2 separate regions of the Mus musculus genome follow, and region 1 is linked to region 2. Evidence: chromatin contacts called from ENCODE POLR2A ChIA-PET data. All regions are on one chromosome and are shown on one strand. Each heading gives the region's core, a stretch centred on a gene start or an enhancer-like site at or near the end of the contact. The rest is flanking DNA. Distances are from core to core; before and after follow the strand shown.

Region 1 (3,450 bases), core at 539-3,038, 480 kb before region 2:
TCACATAACACAGGGTGGCTTTGAACTCACTGAACCACTGAGCTCCTGATGACCTTGAACTTGTGATACTGCTGACACAGCCAAGCCCTTGGGTTGCAAGCATCACGACCTTGCCTGGCTTCTTGGAGCTTTCAGGGTGGCTGGCAGCACAGAGGTTGGGGAGTTGGATTGACAGGGATGGCAGCCAGGAAGCTACAGCGATCAGCCCAGAAAACAGGCCTAAGAGGCCAGAATGGTCTCAGGAATGGGGAGGGTGTGATACCCCACGGAGAGAGAATCAAGGTAACTTGATAACTTTCTCAGAGGGATGAGCCTACCAGAGCATGGAAGAAACCAGGTAGAACAGATAGGCAGGCCAGCTTGATGCTAGCAGCTGGCAAAATGCAAATGGAGACATTTAGTCAGGAGGAAAAGATGGCAGAGTCATGGATGGTTGGAAAAGGGAAGCTATGAATCCTCGTATCACTGTACCAACCTCTTTCAGTTTCCTCACTCCTGTACCCCAAGAATTCCTAGCCACAGGGGAAGAGCAGAGCCAGACAGCAGGCCTGAGGTTCATCTGCAGACAGTGGCTACTGAGTGGGATACTGCGCAGGAAAGCACTGGGCTCTTCCCAGGAGGGAAAGTGTGAGGTCATAACAGACAAAAAGAAGAAATTAGGGGGTGGAGGTCAGTTTATAAAGTGCTTGCTACAAAAGTATGAAGACCAGAGTTTTCTATCCCAGCACCCGTGTAAAGGGCTGGGTGAGGCGGCCATGCCTGTGAGCCCAGCATTGGAGAGGCAGCTGAGAGGATGGATCCTTGGAAGCTCATTAGCCATGAAGCCCAGTGGTGAGCTCCTGGCATCAAAGAGGGAGACCCTGTCTCAGACAATAAGGTGGAGAGTGATTGTGAAAGACACCGAATGTTGACTTCCAGCCTCCACATGTAACTGCACACACAGGAACGCACATACACACAGAAAAAAGACAAGTGAGCAAGTACCGTCTACACTGGACTGGACCCTTTGTACTTCATTTGCCAAAGGAGATGAACTTCAGACTATTGGCTTTATAGATGCACTGACTGGTGCCCAGAGAGATCTTAGGTAGTTCTTACCAATGGGAATCCAACTTAAGTTTGCCAAATTCTTTGCATTACATAAAAGGTTAGGAGAACACACATCCTAAGGGGCGTTGACAGTTAAGTCCCACAACATCATGCTAGGACGTCAGAGTCCAAAAGGCCTTTGCGACCATTCAACCCAATTTCGACTTTATAGATGGGAAGACTGAGTGCCCCCCGTCGGGCAATAGTCAGCCTAGAATCCCAGAGTATCGCCAAATCTCCAAACCAAGTGATCTGGGACGAGGCGATTTAGACCACCAGTCAGCAGCGAGGTGGTGCGGGGACAAAGTGCAGTGGGAGTCAAAACAGGGAGGATGCGAGGGCATGGAGCTAAACAGGACCCAAGATGAGTGAGGAGGAGCGGCCTGCAAAGTGGTGCTGGTGCGCAATGTCACTGCCAAGCTCCGTGGTCTCCTACGTGGGACAAGGGGAGGTCCTGGGCCGGGAACCGCGGGCTGGGGACCTAGGTGGGGCCTAGCGTTGGGCCAGGCCTTGTCCGCCCCGCGCATCCTCCCGCCCTCCCTCAGGGCCAGCCCTCCCCGCCGCGCTGCCCTCCGCACTCCGCGCCCTCACCTGCTCCCGCGGGGGCCGGAGCCGAGGCCACAGCCAGCGCACCCCCGCCAGGGTTGTCAAGGAGCGAGCCAGAGTGTCTTAGCAACCATCACGGAAGTCCCGTCCCGTCACCGGACGTTGACAGCAATATCACTTATTATTGGTGTAGAGAAGTGCCAATTAATTCCGAAGGGGCCTAGGAGGCCGGAGCTTACGCGAGGGGCGTGGCTTAAAGACCGAGGAGGTGGGGCTTCGCTCATAGTCGTCTTAAGCCTGCCGGAGCAGCTGCGGACAGGCAGAAGTAGTCTTTGTAGAGGAACAAACTTCTTAAAGCTGTATTGCCCTGGGAGTTTTCGACATCGAAAATGACAAATGCAGTTTGTTGGTGTCGTGACGCTGATCTGCTATTTTACGACGACCGCAGGAGCCTGATAACCACCAGAACTTAGGTAGTGTTTTAGTCCTTTACAGTGAGTGACTGTCTCATTGATTCGCAACACAGTGCTTACTGTTAACAGCATCCGTGATCCCGTCTGGGCCAATGTGTAGAACTAGAGAGACTGAAGGAAAGAATCAAGGCATAACCTCAGAGAAGGAATCCAGATCTTTCCCTTGTGCAAACCCTCCAGGGTTGCTTTGTCCCAGGGGCTGGGAGACACCTGTACCATCAGATGCAGTTGTCTGGAACCTGCTTCTGATTCTTGGAAAGAAATGACCAAAGAGTGTTAGAGCCTCTTGCTGAGGGGAAGGTGAAGAAGAAGAATGGATCAGTGGAATGCCCCATAATCTAAACATTTATTCTATGCGTATCATGCAATCATTAATGAAGCCCCACTAGCTGGTGATTCTGCGGAAGGCACAGTTCAGAAGGTATAGAGCCATGAGAAGAAATGGAATCGTTTCCGCGTGCTTCTATAGCAGAGACTGGCAGGGTACTGGCTCTTTTTAAGTGGGACAACGAGGCGGGAAGAGCCCAAGATGACCAGAATGCTAATGGGAGCGGGACAGCGGTAGCTCCAAGAGGCCTGGGTGCAGGGTCAACGTAGTAGGAGTGCAGGGTCAACATAGTAGGTCAAGTAGAGGGGAAGACAAAGAAAGAAGCAGGGCAGAAGAAAGAGAGGTTTGAAACACAAGTGGCCCCTGGTGTGAGGTGAGATAGAGTCATTGGTTGCTGGAGAGCTTTGGGGAGAGTGGTAACAAGGTCTGATCTGGGACAGTGGATTAACCTAGCTTGAGTGTACAGACCCAGAACACACACATTGGGCTTGGTTTGAGACTTGGCAGCAGGAATTCAGCTCAGCACACGACAGTTCCTAGCTAGCCTCCCTGGAAAGTTCTGACTGTCTGTGGCGAATCTTACTCAGCCTTCAAATTTCCTTAATCCTCTTTTCCAACTTTCTCCAGGAGATGAAGGGCAGCCTTTGAGGGGGATGACGCTCTCACTTCTGTCACTTACACAAACGACTCCCCCAAAGGGGTCCTTGTTTGCCATCCTCTCTTTCTCGCCTCCCATTCATTCTCCCGCCCACCACAATCTGGCTTCCACTCCCACGATGTTTCTGAAATTCCCTCTCTTGTGGTTACCAGTGACCTTCTGAGGAGCAACAGCAATTGTTAGACCATCTTCCTTCCCTGCTGGCAGCACCAACCGCAGAAACCTTCACACAGTTCTCTATCACAGAGGTAGTACCTATAGATCTTTCTGCAGTGCAGATTCCAGGATCTCCTGCAACGGAATGGAGGATCATAGGGTGTTTTTCTGCAGGCTACCTTGTGGGAGCTACTGGGTAA
Region 2 (3,721 bases), core at 473-2,972:
ATCTCTAGTGTCAATAATTTTAAACTTCTGTATGGCCAACCTGTATGGTCAGGAGCCTTGTTAGAGCTGAGAAAAAATTTCCATGACTGGTTAAGCAAGCTTTGGCCAGCCAAACAGCCCCTCACTGGCTGTTTGGAGACTCTTATGGGAAAGCATTAGGGTTGATAGAAAACAGCTGTTGGGATAATTGGTTGTTAGCACCCTAACAGAAGAGTGGGGGGACTCCAGGCTGCCTGCAGGGTAGATACATGTGATAGAAAACAGCTGCTAGGATAATTGGCTGTTAGAAAGGAGGCCAGAAAAAGAAGTGCAAGCTTACACCACGTGGAAGGTTTCTGGGGAGGCACGTTTTTGTATAGCAAAAGGCAGTCATGTATCACAGGTTCAGGAGTTTAGCAAAGCAAGGGGTGGGCATACATCATAGAGTTAGGAACTCAGCATAGGTTAAAAACCATGGTTTGCAGGGTACATTATGCTTAGGGGACAGAAACTTGTAAGGGATGTCCACTTAATGTAGCAGTGTGGCTGCTGTTTTGGTTTCCAGAGCAAAGAGAGGACATAGTTACCCTTTTGTTGCTTTTGCATGGAAAGACTAGGTAACTTCTGTATGTGTGCACATGCACTTGTGACTTCTTTGGGTATAAAAACATCTCATTATGTAGGCCTCGTGTTTTATGGTTGGTTCCGTCTCAGTAAACAATAATAAAGGCTCCTCTGAGGAAGGAGGATGGAGTTAGGGATATAGGGACTGGAGAGTTAGGTTCGAATTAATAAATAGCAATCAATCATATAATCAAGGACGACCTTGAACTATGGTACCCGAGCGCTAGGGTTGGGTTGTACAAGGCTTGCAAATAATCACTGAGCAGTAAGTGGCAGGCACTGTGCCAGTTGAGTGGTATTTGTGTGAGTCACTTAAACAGAAGTGGAAACTCTTTTTAAGATTTCCAGGCTGGAGTTGGAAAGAGCCTCTCAGCACTCTCAAAACAGCATCCTTTATGGTGAGGCCTTGACCAGTACCTGGGGCTCCCGATCACTTAGGCGGCAGGCTCACTCATCAGGATGACTTCTTGGGAAGGTGATACCTGGAAGTTAAGGCTTGAGAGCCAACTGAATAAACCTGATCTTAAGGGAACTGACCCTATACAAACCGGCAGTGAGGGCCTCTATGATGGGAGGATGGGCATAGGAGGTTAGACCTGAGGTTAGGCATGTTTCCCCGGTTCAGGGGAAATCGCTGAACTGGAGGAACCGGAATATCTCCCAAGAAGACCCCAACACGAACGCCCTGCCTCCAAGTGCCGTCCCTGTCCCAGGACTGACAGGAAGCTGAAGGTTTGGACCAGCTAACTCAGAAGGGTCTCTCCACATGCCTGAAGCCTGCCCACTCGGTTCTGGAAACAACAAATACATGAAAAGATGGCTTCCAGCCCAAAGGTCACGCCTGGAAGCTGTTTGCTCGGTGCGGAGCGATGCCGGAGAGAGCAAATACACATGGATCACATCTGACAAGAGATGGCAGGTGTGACAGTCTGGCGCCCGGAACCTCTGGTGGCTCCTCCCTTTCCACGCAGACCCCTGATCCTAGAGCGCCCAGGTGCAGAGCCAATAGGAACTTGAGGTTTAGGTGACTCGCCACGCCTGGGCCAATCAGCTCGACGCGCGCTCCGACGGCGTCTCGCGTGATAACCTGGCAGCTTCGGCTTTGACCGTCAGAGCTTTGGCTAGGTGTCCCACCCCGCCTTGTAAGACACCGGAAATTCGTCAACGAGCGATCCCTCCGCGCTCCGGAACCAGACCGCGGCTGGTCGTCAACCTATAAAGTAGTGCACTTTTCTCTCATGGGGCCTTTAGGACGATCTCTAACGCCACAGTTACCCCCCGAGCACAGCGGAGAAGGGTTGGGGCGGGCGAGGGCGTCAGTGAGAGGCGGTTTGGTGGCGCTGCGGTAGGATCACGTGACCACAGTGGGAGGATACGCGGTGTGCTGCGTCCCTGGCCGAGGCTATAAAGGGCGGGTTTAGGGCGTGCCGCCGCCATTTCTGCTTGCTGTCTGCCGGTTTAAGTTGTGTGCTCGGGTGTCCCTTTCCTCTTCCCCTCCCGCAGGGCTTGCGGCCACCATGGCGTATTAGAGGCAGCAGTGCCTGCGGCAGCGTTGGCCTTTGCAGCGGCGGCAGCAGCACCAGGCTCTGCAGCGGCAACCCCCACCGGCCTAAGCCATGGCGTGAGTATGGGGCCGGCCGCGGAGGGCGGGGGCCTCGCTGTGGTTGGGTGCGGCCCGGGCGCGGTGGCCGGCACACGCGGTTTTACAAGCGGCCGGACGCGTCGGCCTTGTTTGCGTTGCCTGCGACGCCGGCGCTCCCGGGCAGAGCTGGGCGGAGGAGTGTCTAAAGCGCTACTGCTGCCCCTTCGTCCTGTCTTAGCTTAATCATCTCGGGCTCACCGGGGTCCCCGTGTCATCCTGCGAACGTGGCGATGCCCAAGATGGCGGTGGGGCGGGGGTGTGAGTCACGGGGGCGGGGCGCGGCGGCCTTGGCCGTATTAGGACGCGAGGACAAGCTGCTTCCTCTGGGTGGCCGGTGAAGCAAAGCTAAGCCTCCATCTTGTGCAACCCGAGCTGGCGGCCGGGGAGGCTTACACAATGGCCTTGGGCCCGCGTGCTCTCCCTGTAGACGCTTCTGGGATTTGGCCATCCGGCATCTTAGATAGAAAGATGACTGGACTTGCTTTTGGGTCCCCATCCAGGCTCTTCACGAAATCCAGCAGCAGTGTTGCTGTAACGGACAAAGATACCTTCGAGTTAAGCACATTCCTCGAATCCAGCAAAGCCCCACAACATGACCGAGATGAGCTTCCTGAACAGCGAAGTGTTGGCGGGGGACTTGATGTCCCCCTTCGACCAGTCGGGTTTGGGGGCTGAAGAAAGCCTAGGTCTCTTAGATGACTATCTGGAGGTGGCCAAGCACTTGAAACCTCATGGGTTCTCCAGCGACAAGGCGGGCTCCTCGGAATGGCCGGCTATGGATGATGGCTTGGCCAGTGCCTCAGACACCGGCAAGGGTGAGTAGGACGGCTGTCCTGGTGTGCCCTTTTCATATGGATCTGGTGTTCTAATGGCTTTCTGCCTCCCGAATATGACATGAACCGTTCACACCTGAATTTCTTTTCCCAGAGGATGCCTTTTCCGGGACAGATTGGATGTTGGAGAAAATGGATCTGAAAGAGTTTGACTTCGATGCTCTGTTTCGAATGGATGACCTGGAAACCATGCCAGATGAGCTCTTGACCACGTTGGATGACACATGTGATCTTTTTGCCCCTCTAGTCCAAGAGACTAATAAGGAGCCCCCTCAGACAGTGAACCCAATTGGCCATCTCCCAGAAAGTTTAATAAAAGTCGACCAGGTTGCCCCCTTTACATTCTTGCAGCCTTTCCCCTGTTCCCCAGGGGTTCTGTCTTCCACTCCAGAGCATTCCTTTAGTTTAGAGCTAGGCAGTGAAGTTGATATCTCTGAAGGAGACAGGAAGCCTGACTCTGCTGCTTACATTACTCTAATCCCTCCATGTGTAAAGGAGGAAGACACTCCCTCTGACAATGACAGTGGCATCTGTATGAGCCCAGAGTCCTACCTGGGCTCTCCCCAGCATAGCCCCTCCACCTCCAGGGCCCCACCAGACAATCTGCCTTCTCCAGGTGGTTCCCGTGGGTCTCCTCGGCCCA

Evidence for each region. ChIA-PET counts read pairs that join two places held with the same protein, here RNA polymerase II (POLR2A).
Region 1: POLR2A ChIA-PET joins it to region 2 with 11 read pairs in Patski. The contact joins the promoter of Dnal4 here to the promoter of Atf4 in region 2. POLR2A ChIA-PET finds 5 or more read pairs at or near these places in 2 of 5 experiments (Patski and embryonic stem cell).

The regions. Positions count from the first base shown.
Region 1 is chr15:79,772,679-79,776,128 of GRCm38, forward strand. It overlaps Dnal4 (dynein, axonemal, light chain 4), which reads right to left and starts at 1,789. Exons shown (of 4, transcript NM_017470.2): 1 at 1,681-1,789. It overlaps Gm30977 (a long non-coding RNA gene), which reads left to right and starts at 1,850. Exons shown (of 4, transcript XR_875488.3): 1 at 1,850-2,108.
Region 2 is chr15:80,253,462-80,257,182 of GRCm38, forward strand. It overlaps Atf4 (activating transcription factor 4), which reads left to right and starts at 1,723. Exons shown (of 3, transcript NM_009716.3): 1 at 1,723-2,224; 2 at 2,746-3,060; 3 at 3,173-3,721. The coding sequence starts at 2,838.